Linked DNA regions of Mus musculus: all the other regions are linked to region 3. The links are chromatin loops, found by intact Hi-C in ENCODE. Cell type or tissue: left cerebral cortex. All regions are shown on one strand.

Region 1 (2,500 bases), 240 kb before region 3:
CCTCAGGGACTCACCCAGGCGCCCGCACCCACCCCGACGGCGGGGGCAGCAGTGGCGCGCAGGCCTCGGCGCCCCCGCCTCCAGCCCCTCCTCTTCCTCCCTCCCAGTCCTCCTCTCCCCCTCCCCCGCCTCCTCCTCCTCCTGCCCTCTCGGGCTACACTGCCACCAACAGTGGCGGCGGCAGCAGCAGCGGCAAAGGCCACAGCAGGGACTTCGTCCTCCGGAGGGACCTTTCCGCCACGGCCCCCGCGGCGGCCATGCACGGGGCCCCGCTCGGAGGGGAGCAGCGGTCCGGCAGCAGCTCCCCCCAGCACCCGACCCCACCTCCCCACCCGGCCGGGATGTTCATCTCGGCCAGCGGCACCTACGCGGGCCGGGACGGCGGCGGCTCCGCGCTCTTTCCCGCGCTGCACGACTCTCCCGGGGCTCCCGGTGGCCACCCGCTAAACGGCCAGATGCGCCTTGGGCTGGCGGCCGCCGCGGCGGCTGCGGCCGAGCTTTACGGCCGCGCCGAACCACCCTTCGCTCCGCGCTCAGGGGACGCGCACTATGGGGCGGTGGCGGCCGCCGCGGCCGCCGCCCTGCACGGCTACGGAGCCGTGAACTTAAACCTGAACCTGGCTGCGGCAGCGGCGGCCGCAGCGGCCGCGGGGCCCGGGCCCCACCTGCAACACCACGCGCCGCCCCCGGCGCCACCGCCGGCGCCCGCGCCGCACCCGCACCACCCCCACCTCCCGGGGGCGGCCGGGGCCTTCCTGCGCTACATGCGGCAGCCAATCAAGCGGGAGCTCATCTGCAAGTGGCTGGACCCAGAGGAGCTGGCCGGTCCGCCGGCGTCCGCGGACAGCGGCGTCAAGCCCTGCTCCAAAACTTTCGGCACCATGCACGAGCTGGTGAACCACGTCACAGTGGAGCACGTGGGCGGCCCGGAACAGAGCAGCCACGTCTGCTTTTGGGAGGACTGTCCGCGCGAGGGCAAGCCCTTCAAGGCCAAGTACAAGCTCATCAACCACATCCGCGTGCACACCGGCGAGAAGCCCTTCCCCTGCCCGTTCCCGGGCTGCGGCAAGGTCTTCGCGCGCTCCGAGAACCTCAAGATCCACAAGCGCACTCATACAGGTGGGTGTCTGTCCCCGGCCGCCGCCGCCACCGCCTCGCCTTCTGTTCGCTTTCATTTTTCCCTCCTTCTGCTACTTCTCCGCAGACGTATGACCCGGACATGTGACTTCTTTTTTTTTCTTCTTCTCCCTCCCCCCCCCTTTTTTTTTCTATGAATAAGTAATTCAATAACACACACGGGCCCCGCGCTGGCCTCCCTTTCGGCGGAGTCTCCAGCGTGCCCGCAGCCCCTCGGCCGGGACCCGCAACGCGCTCCAGCCGCCGCCGCCCTGCCGGGAACAGCAACAGCAGCATCAAGGCACTCAGGACGGTCCGCAGTCCCCACGCCCCGAGCCCCGGGAGGTCCGGAGGGCCTTGGGGAAGGGAACCTTGGCTACCGTCACCCGGTAGCACCTCCCTTCTTCCACGGGACGCGGGCCTTGCTGGACCGCCGCGTTGCCGAGATACAGCGTGGGAGGGGCGCATGGGTTTGGCTATGTTTTGTAGGCTGGTCAGAGCGGCCTCACCCGTGAAGAGAGGTCCTGGGGCCGGTTGAGGAAGGTCTGAGGGAGAGACCTGGGACCCTAGGAAACTCTAGCTTTTCACTCGAGGTCTGACATACACTCTCATACTAATTCATACATTCCTGACCTCGTGCACACACTCGTGTGACACCACGACCTCCCTTGCACATTTGTCCTCACTCAACACTTCATTTACATATCTTCACGCACCGACTCACACACGGTCCACAGGCTTTAGTTACATTGTGTTGGGCACTGGAGAAGTTGGCTTCTGTCTTTTAAAAGAAGGTTCTAGACCCCAGAGAGGGTGCTTTCCCCGGATCTGTAAGACCTCTGTGGAACTTGGGGAGAACTCTTAACTCCATGAGGTTCCTCCTCTTATTCTGCCCCACGTCGGGGATCCGTGGGTCTGGTGAAGGAGGCTGAGGCGTTGGGCCATAGAGGCATGGGCCCTGTTGGTCCTGTAGAACGCGCGATCGCGCCCGGCTAATGTGGAGGGCGAGTGTAGTCGAGATTTATATGATGGGAAATATTACTCCTCGGAGGACACTTAGGTAACCTGAGTTTACATTCAGTAATCACTTGACTGATTTATCGGCGCATCTGGGACTGGAACGCAAAGGCAACCCCCAAGCACAGGCCCTTACACAGGCCACTGGCCTGAGGCCTTTATGAGAGCAGCCTGGTTGAGGTGGTCTTAGCCTACAGCCTTGCTCTTGAAGCCCTAAAACTTAAAGGCTTCCCTCTGACCTGCAGGATCGGCTAGAAGTTTTCCTTACAGGCCTCCCCACCCCACCCCCACCCCGCCCCCTTCCTTTTCCCTAACTCGGATCAGTTCTTAGTTTCTTTACTAAAGGGAAAGTTCCCTGGAGACTCTT
Region 2 (2,500 bases), 230 kb before region 3:
TTACAGGGATACCACCTCCCTGCCATCTGCCAGTGCCTTACCCAAACACCACCCGAAACCTCGGGAACATTCTAGATCTGGAAAGACAACAGAATCACAGAGAAAGCACCCTGGGGTGGTCAGCACACTTTCCCTCCCCGTGAAAAAAAACTCTCAGAGACCCCACGAAGGGACATCCCAGAGCACATATTCACACATCCCGAAACTGCCTAATCAGGCAGGGAGAAGTTCAAAGGCATGTTTTTGAAATTCAAACTACTGTTTTTATGGTACATCCACACAGAGGTCAGAATTGCTATGGCAATAGGCAGGGCCAGGAGAGTCGCTGGCAGGCCGTCCACAGCGATTTGAGACAGTCTATTAAGATACAGTTGCAGTGACCCTTACTTTCAAGGCCAGTTAATTCAGCCAATTCTCACCTCATCAGAAACACATAGGCAAAGATTAGAAATGTATGATATATATGTGCATATCATATATATTAGCTTTCTGTTGTTGGTGATGATTCCCCTATAGAACCTCCTGGCTTGAAAGGAAGAAGAAAGAATGAAGAGAGGAGAGAAAGCCCAGTGGGGGTGGGGGTAGTGATGTCAGAGGGTAGGGAGAGAGGCAGGGGAGCCTGGTCCCCAGTACCTCTTCCTTCTCTCCCCACCTAAGCACTTTTATTTGTAGAGCGATTGTTCTTTGTTTATTTAATACAAGTACTGTGTGAATAGTGAAAAATAAACACGATGAAAAATAACCAAACAGATGATTCCTCGGAGTGAAAAAGCCCGGACTTAATAAAAGTGCGAAGCAGTCACCGCTCAATGAGAAACGCTTTGAAGTGGAACTTATTATAAGAGGGATACTTCAGGGTTGCCTTAACGACGCCGCTGAATCGAAAGCGCTCGCCTTTGTCAGCGATTTGTTCTCCTTTGCTGGGGTGCCCGGAGAAATTACTTACATGGGCTGCCTTAACATGCGGCCTGCAAATCAGTAACTTTGCAGCTCAGACTTGCAGACGCCACTGGGTCACCGACAAAAAGAAGTCAGGGGGGAAACGCACCAATCCTCCAGGCGGAGGCTCTGGGGATGGGGCTCACGGCGTGTTGGGGCGGTAGATAAGTTGCATTACACCCGAGCTCCCCACTCTAGCTCTCACCCCAGAGCAGGTCCTAGGGCCTCTATCCCTAGATGATCCAGACTCCTGCGGCTCCCGGGCCCTCCAGTGAGGGGCGCTCTTTGGCGCGCAGGCCCAGAGCCATACTTTCCCAGCAGTCCAGGCCATATTTAATAAGGGTCGTTTATCACTCAGGCGCTTTGAAGGGTCGCCTCCAGCCCTGTGCCCATTAGAAAGGCGGAGGTGACATTTAAACTCCGTTTTCAAGGATCGCGGGGGGATTTCATTGAAAAGGCAACTCGTTTGTCTCAGGAGCCTGGAAACAACCCCCGTCTCCCTCCTTTTGACCACATGGCATAACTCAAAAACAATAGTTCAAAAGTGAAATGGCGTCGTGGTGTTCACTGGGAGACAGGCCCCCATCTAGCACCAGAGAAAGGGGTACTCCTCAAGACAATGTGCTTTTTGTGTTCGGCTCTGTCACGAGGATTGTGTTGTTTGCTTTGGAGGCTTCGCCTGTTATACTTGCCTGAAAGTGCTTGTGTTAAACAAGAGTTATGAGTCATCCAAAACAACAAACATTTTGATTTTCTTTGCCTAAAGGGCTTTCCCTGGCTATGGGCACCGTGAAAAAATAATGTCCTTGCTGAGAAAGGAACACCAGTAGTTGCATTACAAGCGGGTGCATTAAATATTGAATGACATGGGGAAAGGAGCTTGTCGAGGGGCACTCAGCCTTAAAGTCTTTCTTCAACTTTGTCTTCGGTGGCTGCTGGACTATTTAAGATGGTATTAATTAAGGCAGCTTCGGATGCTGTGGAGCCAGCCGGCCCCTGGGCTGAGCTCTGTCAATGGGCCTGTGTCCCCATGTTCTGCTTATGGATTGGCTGAAATGTCACTTCTCATTTGCAGGCTGAAGAGAAGTGACCATCCTACACTGAGGGCGGCAGGAATGTAGTCAGCAGCCATAGTTAAAAAGAGTTTGAGGGACTGGGGTAAAGGGGTGGGGGCAGGGGGATAGGGACATGCAGACAGCCGTTGGGAAGGGGAAGGAAGATGCACAAGGACCACTTGGGTTTGGATAACCCCTCTTTTTTAATCCTTTTTGCCCGGGGAAAACACATTAACCTGTCTGGATCCTACAAAGAGAGACACAAGCTCTGTACAAACGGTTCTCTTTACTAAGATACCTTGCTCTCTAGGTCTCAGTCACAAATTACAAACAAATACACGCTCTCCCAGGACTCCAACCAAGCTCTTTTTTTTTTTTTTTTTTTTTTTGATTTCTTTTTTTTTCCATTTTTTATTAGGTATCTAGCTCATTTACATTTCCGATGCTATACCAAAAGGCCCCCATACCCACCCACCCCCAACCAAGCTCTTAGGATCCACTTTTAC
Region 3 (2,500 bases):
AAACTGTTCCAAGGCTAACTGTCACCCATGTTTTCCTCCTACCTACCCTCAGCCTCTTCCCTTTGCTGCCCGGAGCAGATGCTGGTGGCTGGGACAGTGTGGAAAGGCCTGGCCACCTAACTCTGCAGTTTCAAAAGGAACAGTTGAAAGGCCCGAGGATGAGCCCACAGGAGGCCTAGGGAAAAGGCTAAGTCAGCATTTCAGAGGTCCTGACATCTACTCGGCTCTTCTTTCCTCTCCTGCAAGGGGAAGGCAGGATGACTTCAAAGGGGAAAGTTTTGGGGTGTCTGGGAGGACTTTAGTTCACACTCCTTCTGGCAGCAGGATGGCCCCCAAAGGTGAATATTTGTATCTTTCTCTTAAAGAAACCCCACGGTAATCTCATTTCGGGGACACATGGCTGCTGCTGAAGTGGTGGGTACTGGAAAGTGAGACTGGGTTGGGGGATGGGGCAGCCGCTGTCCAGGCTTCTGCTTCCACTTCAAACCCTCATCCCAGGATGTCTTGGTGGCCACACTGGTACAGGAGGAATGGGAGGGTCCAGAGATATCCCATTACCAAGGGACAAGGAAGAGCTAACAGGTCACAGACTCGATAGTAGGAAAAGGGGAAAGGTCAAGAGGAAGGCAGAGGGAAAAGTGGGGACGAAGGAAGACCTCGCTAAATACCTCTCTTGGCCGAGGGGCTGGGGAGAGGGATGGAGAGACGTGCTAAGACTGCTATTTACAGATGAATGGAAGCAGGGCTTCTCCATCCGCTCAGTGACAAACCTTAATTGCTCAAAACAAAGCAAGTTTCCAAGGGCCAAGCTCTTCGAAGGCCCCATCTTTGCTGTAACGTCGGGAACAAAGCTCTATGTCCAATATTTCCATTAAAAAAAAAATAAACGAAAGCAAATCGTGATGTCTACCGTCATCTGTTTCAAAGGGTTTGATTTCTTCCCACCTCCCGGCTGCCAGCTAGGTCATCACAACAATTCATTTATTTTACTGTCTTTATAGAGAGGAGAGAAGAGAAAAACCTATGTCTCACTTCTTAAAAGGTGGCTCAAAATCTGAAATTCAAAGAATAACATTACTAAGCAATTACCTGGGAAAATCTAGAAGGCCTTCTGCGAGAACTATCAAAAGACAATATTTGTCTAGAATTCGAGCACTAACGGCCCTGACACAGCAAAACCATTGTGTTTTCCCCAACTTTTCTTTGCTCCATACAGCTGTGTTTTCACAGATGTCAAGCCATGTGTCTCCACCAAAAGGTTTAGCCCTCCCTTCAGAAGCGAATGTGGATCAAAGGTTCAAACGCAGAAATACAAGCTCCCTTCCCCTCTGGAACATGTTTTTATTTTTCCGCAGTGGCTGCAAACCAGAATTCCCATCTGCTGTCCTGCGGCACCCAGGTTAACCTTACCAGTGGGGCTCAGAGCACTGTTATCTCAGCTAAGAAGAGCATAGATGAAGAAGCGTGCCCATGCCTGAGAGAGCCACGAGGGCCCCTCCCCAAGATGTCCACTCAGCTCAGAGAGGATTGAACCAGGCAGGAGCCGAGGTGACCTTAGAAATTCATTATTCCCTTCCTGTTCCATCAGAACAGATTTACGAAGTTAAGATTGGGTTTTTCTGTGATGCACATACAACTTGTAGAAAGAAGAACATACGGTTTCCTGCCTCCTACTCCAGCAATACACAAGAACATGCAAATGATGCTTCGCTTGTTTGAAACTGTCTAACAATAGACCTGATAAAATAATATTAATCTCTATCTAGCAGGTTCCGTTGTATTTTACCAAGCTGTAGTTCTGTTTTAGATAGATCTCCTTCTGACGTGCTAATCTTTTTAATGCCTCCCTCACCCTCACTTCCTATTCTTCCCACTGAGAATATCTGTGAAACGACTAGGAGAGAAACAGATAAGTTTCTCTACTGCAAAGATGGGTTCACTGCATTTGCTCAGGAGAAGAGCAAGCCGGGGTTAAGCAGCTGACAGGGTTTTAAGACCTTTGAAGGTATTTTTGCCAGGTTCTTAAGATCGCTCAGTATCAGGTGAAATGAGTTAGACAGAGGCACGTATCCGTCTGTTTAGATCTCTGTAGACCATCAAGAGTGGAGGGATACAAAGCTTTGGCCAGTCAGCCTCTCTGGAGAATATACAGGCGCCAAAGTGGGGAGTCCTGGACTGGTTTAACACCAGTGTGTGAGTGCCATCTAGTGACCACTCCAGAACTACAGTCTAGTCACCGCACTTACCGTACAGAAACATAAGCCTCCTAACCCATCTCCCCAAGATGATTTGGTTCCAGCATTCCCAACCCTCCTGTCCACTCATGGCAGCATTTGTTGCCCTGGTTACAAAATGAACCTAAAGGAAAAGGAAAAACAAAAACAAAAACCTAAACAGCTTCAGAAAACAAAGCAGGAAGTGGGAGGGGCCCAAGATGGCTTCTGACTAGAAAAAGCAACACAGTATCAGATTGTCAACACTGAAGCTGCTCACAAGCCCC

Evidence for each region. Hi-C counts contacts between places; a loop is a spot of excess contacts. Peaks named below come from ENCODE experiments on the same cell type or tissue, not always from the same donor. Only the 100,000 strongest peaks of a DNase experiment are listed, where the experiment ranks them.
Region 1: a loop joins it to region 3, with 3 times the contacts of the local background. A loop is called at or near these places in 12 of 42 quality-filtered maps.
Region 2: a loop joins it to region 3, with 2.9 times the contacts of the local background. A loop is called at or near these places in 8 of 42 quality-filtered maps.

What each region holds. Positions count from the first base shown.
Region 1 is chr14:122,462,511-122,465,010 of GRCm38, reverse strand. It overlaps Zic5 (zinc finger protein of the cerebellum 5), which reads left to right. Exons shown (of 2, transcript NM_022987.3): 1 at 1-1,119. Among named protein-coding and RNA genes, the nearest start is that of Zic5, 1.9 kb to the left of the region's middle. In left cerebral cortex, no CTCF peak of the experiment used is centred here; DNase peaks (open chromatin) are centred at 861 and 1,528; H3K4me3 peaks cover 2,302 bases; H3K27ac peaks cover 2,010 bases.
Region 2 is chr14:122,452,298-122,454,797 of GRCm38, reverse strand. No RefSeq gene overlaps it. Among named protein-coding and RNA genes, the nearest start is that of Gm5089, 2.4 kb to the right of the region's middle. In left cerebral cortex, a CTCF peak has its summit at 1,220; DNase peaks (open chromatin) are centred at 935 and 1,647; H3K4me3 peaks cover 590 bases; H3K27ac peaks cover 1,738 bases.
Region 3 is chr14:122,223,610-122,226,109 of GRCm38, reverse strand. The region is part of intron 1 of Clybl (citrate lyase beta like); the gene reads right to left. Among named protein-coding and RNA genes, the nearest start is that of 1700108J01Rik, 8.8 kb to the left of the region's middle. In left cerebral cortex, a CTCF peak has its summit at 2,204 (motif pointing left); DNase peaks (open chromatin) are centred at 1,399 and 2,201; H3K4me3 peaks cover 290 bases; H3K27ac peaks cover 160 bases.